Regions from separate parts of the Mus musculus genome. Here region 1 is linked to region 2. A link is a loop called in an ENCODE intact Hi-C map of the cell type or tissue named here. Cell type or tissue: left cerebral cortex. All regions are shown on one strand. Each heading gives the region's core, and the rest is flanking DNA. Links, peaks and the distances in the headings are about the cores only. Region 1 overlaps Ube2j2 (ubiquitin-conjugating enzyme E2J 2). Region 2 holds the start of 9430015G10Rik (RIKEN cDNA 9430015G10 gene).

The links. A loop is a pair of places that touch in the nucleus more often than their neighbours do. Peaks named below come from ENCODE experiments on the same cell type or tissue, not always from the same donor. Only the 100,000 strongest peaks of a DNase experiment are listed, where the experiment ranks them.
Region 1: it touches region 2 in a loop (3-fold over the local background); 17 of 42 quality-filtered maps call a loop at or near these places.

The regions. Positions count from the first base shown.
Region 1 is chr4:155,956,529-155,961,900 of GRCm38, forward strand. It overlaps Ube2j2 (ubiquitin-conjugating enzyme E2J 2), which reads left to right. Exons shown (of 8, transcript NM_021402.6): 8 at 553-3,076. The coding sequence ends at 837. Among named protein-coding and RNA genes, the nearest start is that of C1qtnf12, 3.1 kb to the right of the region's middle. In left cerebral cortex, for the core only: a CTCF peak has its summit at 2,918 (motif pointing right); a DNase peak (open chromatin) is centred at 2,925.
Region 2 is chr4:156,106,694-156,112,065 of GRCm38, forward strand. It overlaps 9430015G10Rik (RIKEN cDNA 9430015G10 gene), which reads left to right and starts at 3,305. Exons shown (of 10, transcript NM_177205.1): 1 at 3,305-3,480. In left cerebral cortex, for the core only: CTCF peaks have their summits at 2,362 (motif pointing left) and 3,194; DNase peaks (open chromatin) are centred at 2,607 and 3,194; H3K4me3 peaks cover 1,613 bases; H3K27ac peaks cover 1,060 bases.

The DNA of each region.
Region 1 (5,372 bases), core at 187-5,186, 150 kb before region 2:
AGCTGTGTTTGTGTGCTTACTGCTGTGTTCCTGTAGGTGTTGTAGTGGGATTGCAGGCCCTCCTTGTTGCTGGAGGATGTAGAAGGCTCAGTACTGGTCATGCTTCCAGATGCACACACTATTGGGTGACAGAGCTAGCTCTTCTCCAGGACCCTATAGTGCGGGAAAGACAGCTTAGGGATGTGGGAGAGACTCTGAGGAACATACACAAGTGTCCACACAGAGGCATGCTTGCTGATCAGTGGCCATCCCTCAAGAGATCTGCCACCAGTAGCCAGGGGGTGCATCAGTTGCCTCCTGCAAGGGCTGGGCATGTACTGTGGGCTGGAAGGTGGTGTAGCTTTTGGTAGCTCGTTACTCGACTCGGGCACAGAGGAATGATGTTGACACCTTGCTTGCTTTCTTTACCTGTAAAATGGGATGCAAAGCTATGCTCATGCAGAGGCATGGGGAACTGTGTTCTGGGTGGTAGATCTGAGCTTGTAAAAACTTGAGTTCTGCTCCCAAATGGACAGGTTAAGACAACTGAGGGTTTTTTTGTTTTTCTCTCAGGAAATTAAACAGAAACAGAAAGCACAAGATGAACTAAGTAACAGGCCCCAGAATCTTCCTTTGCCAGACGTGGTTCCTGATGGGGAGCTGCACCGTGGCCAGCATGGGATCCAGCTCCTCAATGGGCACGCACCCGCTGCTGGCCCCAACCTCGCTGGGCTCCCACAGGCCAACAGGCATCACGGACTCCTGGGCGGCGCGTTGGCGAACTTGTTTGTTATAGTTGGGTTTGCAGCCTTCGCCTACACGGTCAAGTACGTGCTGAGAAGCATAGCACAGGAGTGAGGGTCACAAGCCACAGCCTACAGTTGCTGCCGAGGGACACAGGGCCAGAGCTTGATGCCGGCGTGAAGGACGTGCTGGCACAGGGTGGCCTGCCGGACTCCCGGGCTTCACTTTTTACAAACCTTAAAGAGAAAGCAAAAACCAAAATGTGATCTGGAGGAGACTGGTGGTTCTCAACTCCCTCTTGAGGTTGACTGGACGGAGCCACTCGCGCTCTGGTTTTACTGCTTATCTCCTGTGTTGTCTTTTGACCCTGTTTAGTAAACCTGTTTTGTTGGTTTTGTTTTGTTTTGTTTTTCATTTTATTAGATTTGGTCACTTAAAATATAAAACTTTAATGCCTATCAAATACTCTGTGTGTGTTCTTAGTGGAGGAGCTGAAAGCCTCCTGGTGGGGCTAAGTGGGCCGGCTGGTCTAGGAGAGGACTGATTTGATCTCATTGTAAAATTGCTTCTGAGTGAGAGAAGACTCACACAAAGTGCCGGTTCTGCTTTCTGTTAAGGTAGAAGCAGCAGCTTGCTCTCTGACCACAAAGTGCTGCACTTAGAACCGTGGCTGAGGACTGTGGTGAAGGACTGTGGGTAGCCCAGGTACTGCTGTCAACCTTAGTACCTCTGCTTTCAGCTCCCTTGAGTGATGGAGAAGTAGGAGCCTTGGTAACCCTGGTTCCTTATGTCCAGTTGGCCAGAAGCCGGCCCTCCTATGTTGGCAGACAGTGCACTCCAAGTTCTTTCATATCTTACGGTAGGCTACACCATCCTTTCCGGGTGACCTATGTAAGATGTCGCTCTCTACAGATCATGGAGAGGGAAACTGCCCAGAACACGTCACCAGGCCACCAGTAAGCTGGCAAGCTCCCTTATGGATGTCATCTCTTTGAGATTTTGCTTAATGTACCTGCAGTAGTTGTTTGGGAAGGCTAACATCGTCTGTGTTGGGCATCAATCATCACCAGGGGCTCCTAAAAGCCTTCTAAGCCCACCTCCTTTCAGGGGCCATGGTAAAGCTGAAGTGCTCCCATGTGATGATTACCTGTAATTCAGCTCTGTGGTTTACAACTAGTATGTATATACCATGTAGTCCTCTCCTAAAACGGTCTTTAGTTACCCCTTTGCTCTGAACTCCACGATGTCTGTGTTAATGTCCCTTCCCTGGTAGGCTGTGACCAAGTGCAATGCCTGGCTTGTGAGAAGGGAATGTTGCAGCTGCCAAAAGGTAGATTGACAACCCTTGGTTGGGCCTGTGCAACCTGTGCAGCCTTCGGTGGGTGGAGCCCTACAGACATGTGCTTCCTACTATTGGTAGATGGTAATTTTTCCCTGGTCCCAGAGTGCTCCGTTGCAAATTACCTCAATTCCAAATTGGTGTTTCCTGAAGTTCTTGAAAGACAGAACATTATCGAATTTAGTCCTCTGAAATCTCAGCACCACCCCCAGCCCCCTGGCCCCAGCATGGCCTTTATGGGAGTTTAGGGATTTCAAGACAGGGTTTCTCTGTGTGTCCCCAGCTGTCCTAGAACTCACTCTATAAATCAAGCTGTCCTTCATCTCAGATCCACGTGCCTTTGCCTCCCAAGAGCTAGGATTCAAGGTGTGGGCCTCCATTGCCCAACTGAAAGCTCAACTTTGATTTTAAAAAATTTTTAAGATTTATTTATTTTATTATATGTAAGTACACTAGCTGTCTTCAGACACTTCAGAAGAGGGTGTCAGATGGTTGTGAACCACCATGTGGTTGCTGGGATTTGAACTCAGGACCTCTGGAAGAGCAGTCAGTACTCTTAACCACTGAGCCATCTCACCAGCCCTTTTTTAAAATTTTTAATTGGTTATTTTGTTTATTTACATTTCAATTGTTATCCCCCTTCCCGGTTTTCTCTCCAAAGAACCCCCATCCCATCCTCCTGCCTCCATGAGGGTGCTCCCCCACCCAGTCCTGCCCCACCACCCTACTGCCCTTCACTGGGGCATCAAGCCTTCACAGGACCAAACTCTTAACAGCTCAGAAGGAAAGAAAATTTTAGGAAGTGCTTGTTCTTAGGGTAGAAGTAAAAAGCAGCCTGCTCTCTGGCCACAAGGTGTCGCACTTAGTGTACGACTGAAGAGTGCTGTGCCGGCTTGGCAGGTTAGCCCCAACACTTCTCCCAGCTTTGAGTGCTACAGGACCCTAGAGTGTCCACTGTGTGTTCCGTGCTCTGACCCCCGAATAAAAGGTGGCCTTTTTAACCATTGGCTCAAGCATGCCTGCCTTGTTGACTTGTCTTGGGAGAGGTCACTGACTGGGGCAGTTGGCATCCAGGACTGCCCTCTATTAGCTCTTCCTTAGGAGGTGAAAACCTCTCCTAAAGCTCACATTCTGTTGTTATTCAAAGAAAGGGGTACCTTGGAAGGGAACTTTCCCACTTGGCCACTTCTGTTCTTCCCTGAGAAAAAGAGCTCTCAGATAGTCTTTGGGAGTTTTTTTCCTTAAATTTTTTATTTCAATGCATTTAATAATCAAACATTAATGGGTATTTTGAGAGTCAAATAATACATAAAAAATTTTGTTCAACTTTCATATCCTTTCATCCTAAAAATATCATTAATGAACATTTAATACTATCCATAACTGAGGATCCTATATTTAATATTGAATACTAAATTGTTTCAAAACATACAAAATATTCTTTGGGAATTAAGCATAGTATTAGAGCATAAAATATTAAAATTGAATCATTAAGAGATATATTCAAAAGCCCTTATACCACCTGGCATAGTAAGAGAGTATTAAAAATGCCTTATATATCTGTGTACATTGTCTTAACTATAAGTTTACTTAAAAAAGAATATCAGTGTTTCTAGGAGAGATTATTTTATCAGTAAGTATATTTTTAAAATTTCAAAATAGTGAAAACTCTTCGAAGTTAAACATTAAGAAAATGCTAATTTCAAGCACAGTGAGAAAAATTATCAGTAATATTTCCATTTTGTTTGTAGAACATGATTTTAATATTTTCAACAAACAATTATTTTAAGATATAGTTCATTGTTATGTGTCCCTTTTCATTTCTGATTTTATTAGTTTGGATACTGTCTTTGTGCCCTCTGGTTAGTCTGGCTAAGGGTTTATCTGTCTTGTTGATTTTCTCAAAGAACCAGCTCCTGGTTTTGTTGATTCTTTGTGCAGTTCTTTTTGTTTCTATTTGGTTGATTACAGCCCTGAGTTTGATTGTTTCCTGCCTCTTCTCCACTTGGTGTTTGCTTCTTTTTGTTCTAGAGCTTTCAGGTGTGCTGTCAAGGTGTCAAGCTCTCTCAGGAATTTTTTTTTTTTTTAAACAGGGCCTCATGTAACTCAGGCTGGACTTTAATTCTCTGTCTGCCTCCTAGGTGCTATTATTTTAGGCCGGAGTAGCCTTTGCATCTATAGTGAGCCACCGGTTCCTGTTTTCTCCAGGGCTTGGATGAGAGCCAATAGCAGATGCTCCTAGGGGCCACTTTGGTCAGGGTATTTGTGATCCAGTGTAGGATCCTCTTGGTTATTTTCCAAGTTGTTTGTGGCAGGGAGATATTGAAGCTGGAAAACTGGAAACTTGAGTCCATCCCTAGCCACAACATGAGGTCCCTGCCTACTGTGGTATTTCTGTGACAGGGTAAGTCTAGCCTACCTGCTTATAAACTGCCTGAAAGACAGCTGCGGAATCCCACTTCCAGATAGGCCACCGAGGTATAAGTGGACCAAAGGAACAGGGTGCTGCATCTTTGAAGAGGTCTCTGGGCTGAGGCACTTGCCCTCCCCGAACCTGAGACTTGAACTTGGGGCATAGAGGCTGTCTTTCTTGGCATATATAACACATGGATACACACACGCACGCACGCACGGTACTTCCCTTTACGTTCTGCTCTATCCCTGCTTGATTTGTTAGGCTTCTCTGACTGGGTGTGGCCTGGAGCTGGGACGGCTTGCTTGGTCACCTTTCACTCTTTTTTGGAGTGAGAATTGAGGGCCACTATTGTAGAACATTGCGTTCTGTTTACCAGGACCCATACCTACTGGGACCAACCAGCGTGTGTTAGGGATGCAGCTCCAGTCCCTTCATAGAGCAGTTGGAACCACACCTGGCTGTTTGTAGCCACGGCTTTTACCAGTTGGAGGCTATCTGGCTACTGGGAATCCTGGACCAGTCTCAAGGGCCACTACCTCGTAATCACTGAGCTCAAGGTACTCATTGGCTTGGCTTGTCCTTAGCTAGCCCAACTTTGATCTTGAAGGGCCTTTCTCTGGGGACCTGACACTGTCACTCACGAGGACTGGGGGGGTGTGGGGGGGGAATTGTATTGGTCAGAGATGTACAGGGACCAGTTCCCCCTTGAAGTGTAGCCTGGGCCTGTGCTAACCTCTTAGAAGACAGGCCTAGGGGGCTGACAGTGGAGTTACAGACTATAGAAGTTGGCCCTATGTCTGTTGAAGAGTCAAGATAGGATCACCAGCCTCTTCATGTTGTGCCTTTTCGCAGAGGTGAGCCTGGTAGGTCTCTTGTAAGTACAGGAGGATCCCT
Region 2 (5,372 bases), core at 83-5,082:
AAAAATCAAAAAAAAAAAAAAACCCACACATGTTTAATGAATAAAAGAACCAAACCAAGTGGCTTCGGGATAGCATGTCCAGGGTTAAATGGAAAACTCACAAAGACTCCAAGAGGGCGGCGTGGCCGGGGCAGGTGGTAACTGCTTCGCTGCTGCTGCTCTGGACACTTCCCGGGCTGCCCCAGTGGAGGGGGCCTGGGTCCTCTCCTTCTGCTCTCTGGCCTCCGTGCAGCCAAAGATTTTTTTAAAAAATATTTTTAAAGATTCATTTATTTGTTATATGTAAGTACACTGTAGCTGTCTTCAGACATTCCAGAAGAGGGAGTCAGATCTTTTTAAGGATAGTTGTGAGCCACCATGTGGTTGCTGGGATTTGAACTTCAAACCTTCGGAAGAGCAGTCGAGTGCTCTTACCCACTGAGCCATCTCACCAGCCCCAAAGATTTTTTTTTTTAAGAGATAAAATTTTTAGACACATTAGCATTACCACTATTGTAATCTGTACTGAAATCCACATTGTAGAAAGAAAAACAAAACAAAACAAAACAACAACAACAGATTCATGCCTTCAAGTCACAGCAAAAGCTATAGCTCAGAATTAAAAGCGTGAACACTCTTTCATCTGTTCAGAGAGCTGGATGTATAGATTGGACAAAGATGCTTTCAGCATGGTAAGCTTATTTTTTTCCCTTGGGACAGAGTTTCTCTGTATAATAACCCTGCCTGTCCTGGAACTTGCTTTGTAGACCAGGCTGGTCTCGAACTAAGAGATACTCCTGCCCCTGCTTTCCTGACTGCTGGCCGATAAAGAAGCAATCTTAAGTCTATACTCAGATGACCAAGGAAACTTAAAATCTTGTGCTCTTGACTATAACTGGATTAGACAGCGCTTTGCAAGAGTTAGAGTGGTGAATTCTGTGTATAGGGATTTGAGGTTCAGAAAACCTTAAGGCTACCCTTACCCTCCAAGGCCAAATAAACCTACTGACTACAGTAATATTACAAAATGGGCTGGGGATAGGTCTGCTATCAGCTCCACGGAGATGGCAACCCTGGGCCCAACGCAGGGAAAAGGGGGTGGAAAACCCACAAATCCCCAAGCGGGAAAAAACTACCAATCCCTGAACTTCACACACACACACACACACACACACACACACACACACACACACACACACACACCCCACTAACCCCTGAGCATGAAAGTCTACCAATCTTTGAGATTCCCAAGCTCAGGACTTGAAATCCTCACTCTGGTCATCTCTGCCCTGAGAAGCTCCGCCCTCTCAAAAATTCTTATTTTCACTGCCCTGTGCCCATTTCCCTGATGTTCACTCCTGGGAGCAGAGGGCATCTGTCCCTGGATTTGTCCCTCTTCCTGGATTCTTCCCTTGAATAAATAGCCTTTGTGAGATTCACTGCCTGGAGTTACTCTGTCATTGGAAGAAGCCAAGAAAAGAAGCTAAGAAGTTGAGGGTCCTGAGCTCCTCAGCTCAGTTGGGGATCCCTCCCCTGGGAGCTGCAATGCGAGGAGGCTTCCTCTCAGAGCTGTGTGGTTCTTGGGTTCCTGAGCCCGCAGACACCTTTCCATCCTAGCAGAAGCATTTATAGTGAAAGAAGAGGTGCTAGTGTCCTGCGTATGACTCTTCCCTCATACTCACTGCCTACCAACGCTCCGTGGATGTCAAGTCTCTGATGAACACACACACACAACCCTTTCAAAGTCATCTGTCTTTTCCTAATACTTGCCAGAAATACTAGAGGTCCTGGGGGTAGCCCAGAGGAAGTACAAAAAAAGCAACACAGACAGAAATCCTGTCTGTCCTGATGTCACTAATTTAGGAAGAATCTCGTCCATTTTACCACAGTCCCCCCCCCACACCCCCCCCCCCCCCCCCGTGCTGCTGTAGTCACTGCGGCTGGCCAAGAAAGACCACAGCTTTATTCTTAGATCCACTGGGCCTTAGGGTAGAATTCCAGAGAGGAGTAAATCGCGGTGGTGCAAAGAATGCTGAGTTGTCTGACCAGCTCTACCAGATCAGAGAAACTGAGGTCATGAGGAAGTGAGGAAGGCCTAGCAGAGAGCAGGGTGAAAAAAACAGGACCAAGCCTGACAGATACTCTCTAATCTTTGTTCAAAACAGAGCCCTGGTGCACACAGTTTTGCTCTTTTCCAGGGGCGGTCTAGTGGTTCTACCTCACTTCAGAGAAGATGTAAGCTTTCAAAAAGTACAGTGCCAGGGCTGGTGAGATGGCTCAGTGGGTAAGAGCACTGACTGCTCTTCTGAAAGTCCTGAGTTCAAATCCCAGCAACCACATGGTGACTCACAATCATCCATAATGAGAACTGACGCCCTCTTCTGGGGTGTCTGAGGACAGCTACAGTGTACTTACATATAATAATAAATAAATCTTTAAAAAAAAAAAAAGTACAGTGCCTCCTCCTTGTGTTACTGTGGGGCGTCCATGGAGTTTTAGCTTCTGTGAAGAAGCCTAAGTACCCGAGGCCTCCAAAGTGAGAGGCCGGGGCGATCAGGCAGCCCAGAGACAAGACTCCTCCTAAGCATTCCACTTGGTGACCCCAGAGGCACCATGCTCGGCTTAAGAGTGGGTGTGGCTTCCCATTTGGGAGGAACCAGAGTCCAGCTCCCTAAGCAGACACGCCAAAGATGTATTAGAAAGTCCCGATTTTTACAAAAGAATGAATTTGAACTTTGTCTTCATCTTGAAATGGGGCTAGCCAAATCACGAACTATAGCCAGTTAAATATTTCAAAGGCTACCATAGCCTTGATTGGCAGTTCTGATTCTTTTTTTTTTTTTTTTGAGACAGGGTTTCTCTATATAGCCCTGGCACTCACTTTGTAGACCAGGCTGGCCTCGAACTCAGAAATCCGCCTGTCTCTGCCTTCCAGTGCTGGGATTAAAGGCGTGCGCCCCGACACCCGGCTCCAGCTTTGAATTCTTTTGTGACCCTCTTGGAGCGAGGCGGACGTTACACTCCATAGCCTTGCTTAGAACCAAGGCCGGCCACCTAACAAGGACTACGATGATTGGCCGCCCCTAGAACTATTGGGGAATGTAGTCGTTTCCTTCCCTCCCTAGGCTCAAGTCCTCTTGGACTACATTTCCCAGTCAGCGCTGGGAACGCAAACCCGCTGCCAGGACGGAATCCTGGGTAAACGCACTTGGGCGAAGGGGCCGCTAGGAGTTGTAGTTTTTTTGCCCTCGCCACGGCCTGGGCGGGGGCGGGCCAGAGACTACAAATCCCAGAGACGCTCGCGGGGCGCGCGCAGGGCGGCCGGTACGAAAGGAGCTCGGCTGGCGAGTGGTGAGTGAGGGCCCTGCTCTGGCGGAGGTGGCGGCTGCAGCGACGCCGTAAAGGCCGCGGGTAGCGCAGACTCTGGGACTCTGAGACTAATGCAGGGCCTAGCGGGGCAGCGCCTCCCTCGCTGCCTGCCATCTTGTCAGTGAGGAGGCGGTACGGACGGAGCCGGGAGTGGAGCGTGGTGGATGGAGGGACGGGGAGGTTGCAGGGGACATGGACCGCGAGCTGCACGGAGGTGGAGGACGTGGGAGATGGGTTGGTGTCGTGAAGGGGGCGAGGTCCTCCCGCGGGATGTGCTCTTCTTGAGGACTTTGCCGTGAGAGCCACTATATCAGCGAGTTACACATCCTCCCGCGTTTCGGCGCATTAAATGTAAAGGTGTCGAACTTAGCCCAGTATTTTGTTTTTTTATTGTTTTGGGAAAGGGGTTGGCCATGTAACCCCTGCCGTTGTCTCGTAATCTTGTTGGGTTTTCTTAGTCTCACTGCAGTGTACAAAGAAGGCAAAACTGTTTTTTTTTGTTTGTTTGTTTGTTTGTTTTGTTTTGTTTTTAATTTGTGGGTTTGTGGTGCTGTGTGTGGCCGAGGTGGGGTGGGGGCAGGATTTGAATCTGGGGCTTTCTCACATTTTGCTTCTCCTCTACAATAAATCCCGCAAGAAAGTCATGGGTTGGCTTCACCAGGTTGAGCCAGGTTACAAACATAGTTTGGTAACTACGTTAAGAGCTAGACAATAATTTGAGTCCGTTTTTATTTTTAGAAGCTCGTAGAAGGAACTACAGATCTGAATTATGCAGATAGTTTCTTTCTCCACCCCCCCCCATCCCCCCTTCCTTTTCTTTCTTTTTTTGAGACAGGTTGGCCTGGAACTCATTCTGTAGACTAGGCTGGGATTAAAGGCATGTGGCCCCGTAACTCGGCTAATAGTTTCTTTTCTTGACTTCCATATCCTGGCCTTAATAATCTTCCCCAAAACAAAGCAAGCACATATCTTGATGAGTTTAACTCATCTTAGGTGAGCTCTTTTGTCCACTAGCAGCATCTGTCACAACCTTTCGGAACTGGCTTGCATTTGTTCATGTTAATTTGGATCTATAAGGTAACTCATTAAAAGAACATTGCTACCAGGCAATGGTGGCACACATTCCCAGCACCTCGGAGGCAGAGGCAGGCAAATCTCTTGAGTTCCAGGCTCCAGGATAGTGGGTAAGAACAGGTATTCAACAATGCTACTCCTTGTGTAGCTACCTAATGATGAGAATCTATCTCAAAAGAAAATCAGCTTGAAAGACATCATCTACTACATAGTTTGAGACCAGCCTGAAATACATAAGACTGCACACACATGCACAGTGGTCTGTAATCCCATGCTTGTAACCCTAGCACTTTGGGAGGCAGGGGCAGGAGTTGAAGACCAACCTGGTCTACATAGTGATGCAGTGAGTTCCAGGCAAGGTTGGCCTTCATAATGAGATCCTAATTCAAAAAAATAAAAAGGTGTGGCAAAGATAGCTCAGTTAAAAGTGCCTGCAGAACAAGTATGAGGATGAGTTTGTAGCCACAGTGCCCACATTAATGTGAGGAATGGAGTCAGATGGGTTCTTGAGCTCATTGATTGGTCAGCTGAGCCGCATCAATGAGCTCCCGGTTCAATGAAAGAGCCTGTCTCAAAAAATACAGTGGATGGGGACTGGGTAGATGGCTGAGGGTAAAATGCGTGTGTAAGCATGAGAGCCTGAATTCAGATTCCCAGTCCCTATTGAAAGAGCAGGTGGCGTACCTCCCTCATCCCAGTTTGAGTAGAAGGAAAACAAGCAACTCCTCAGGGCAGGCTGACCATCCAGCAAAGGTGATGAGGTCTGGGTTCAGTGAAAGATCCTATGACCCACCTCTAATTCCAGCACCAGAGAAGCAGAGGCAGGGGAATCGCTGTGAGTTCAAGGCCAGCTGGTCTTCACAGCTAGTTCTAGGACAGCCAGGATTATAGAGAGACCTGTCTCCAAAACAAACAAACAAACAAACAATGGTGGAGAGTGATAGAGGAAG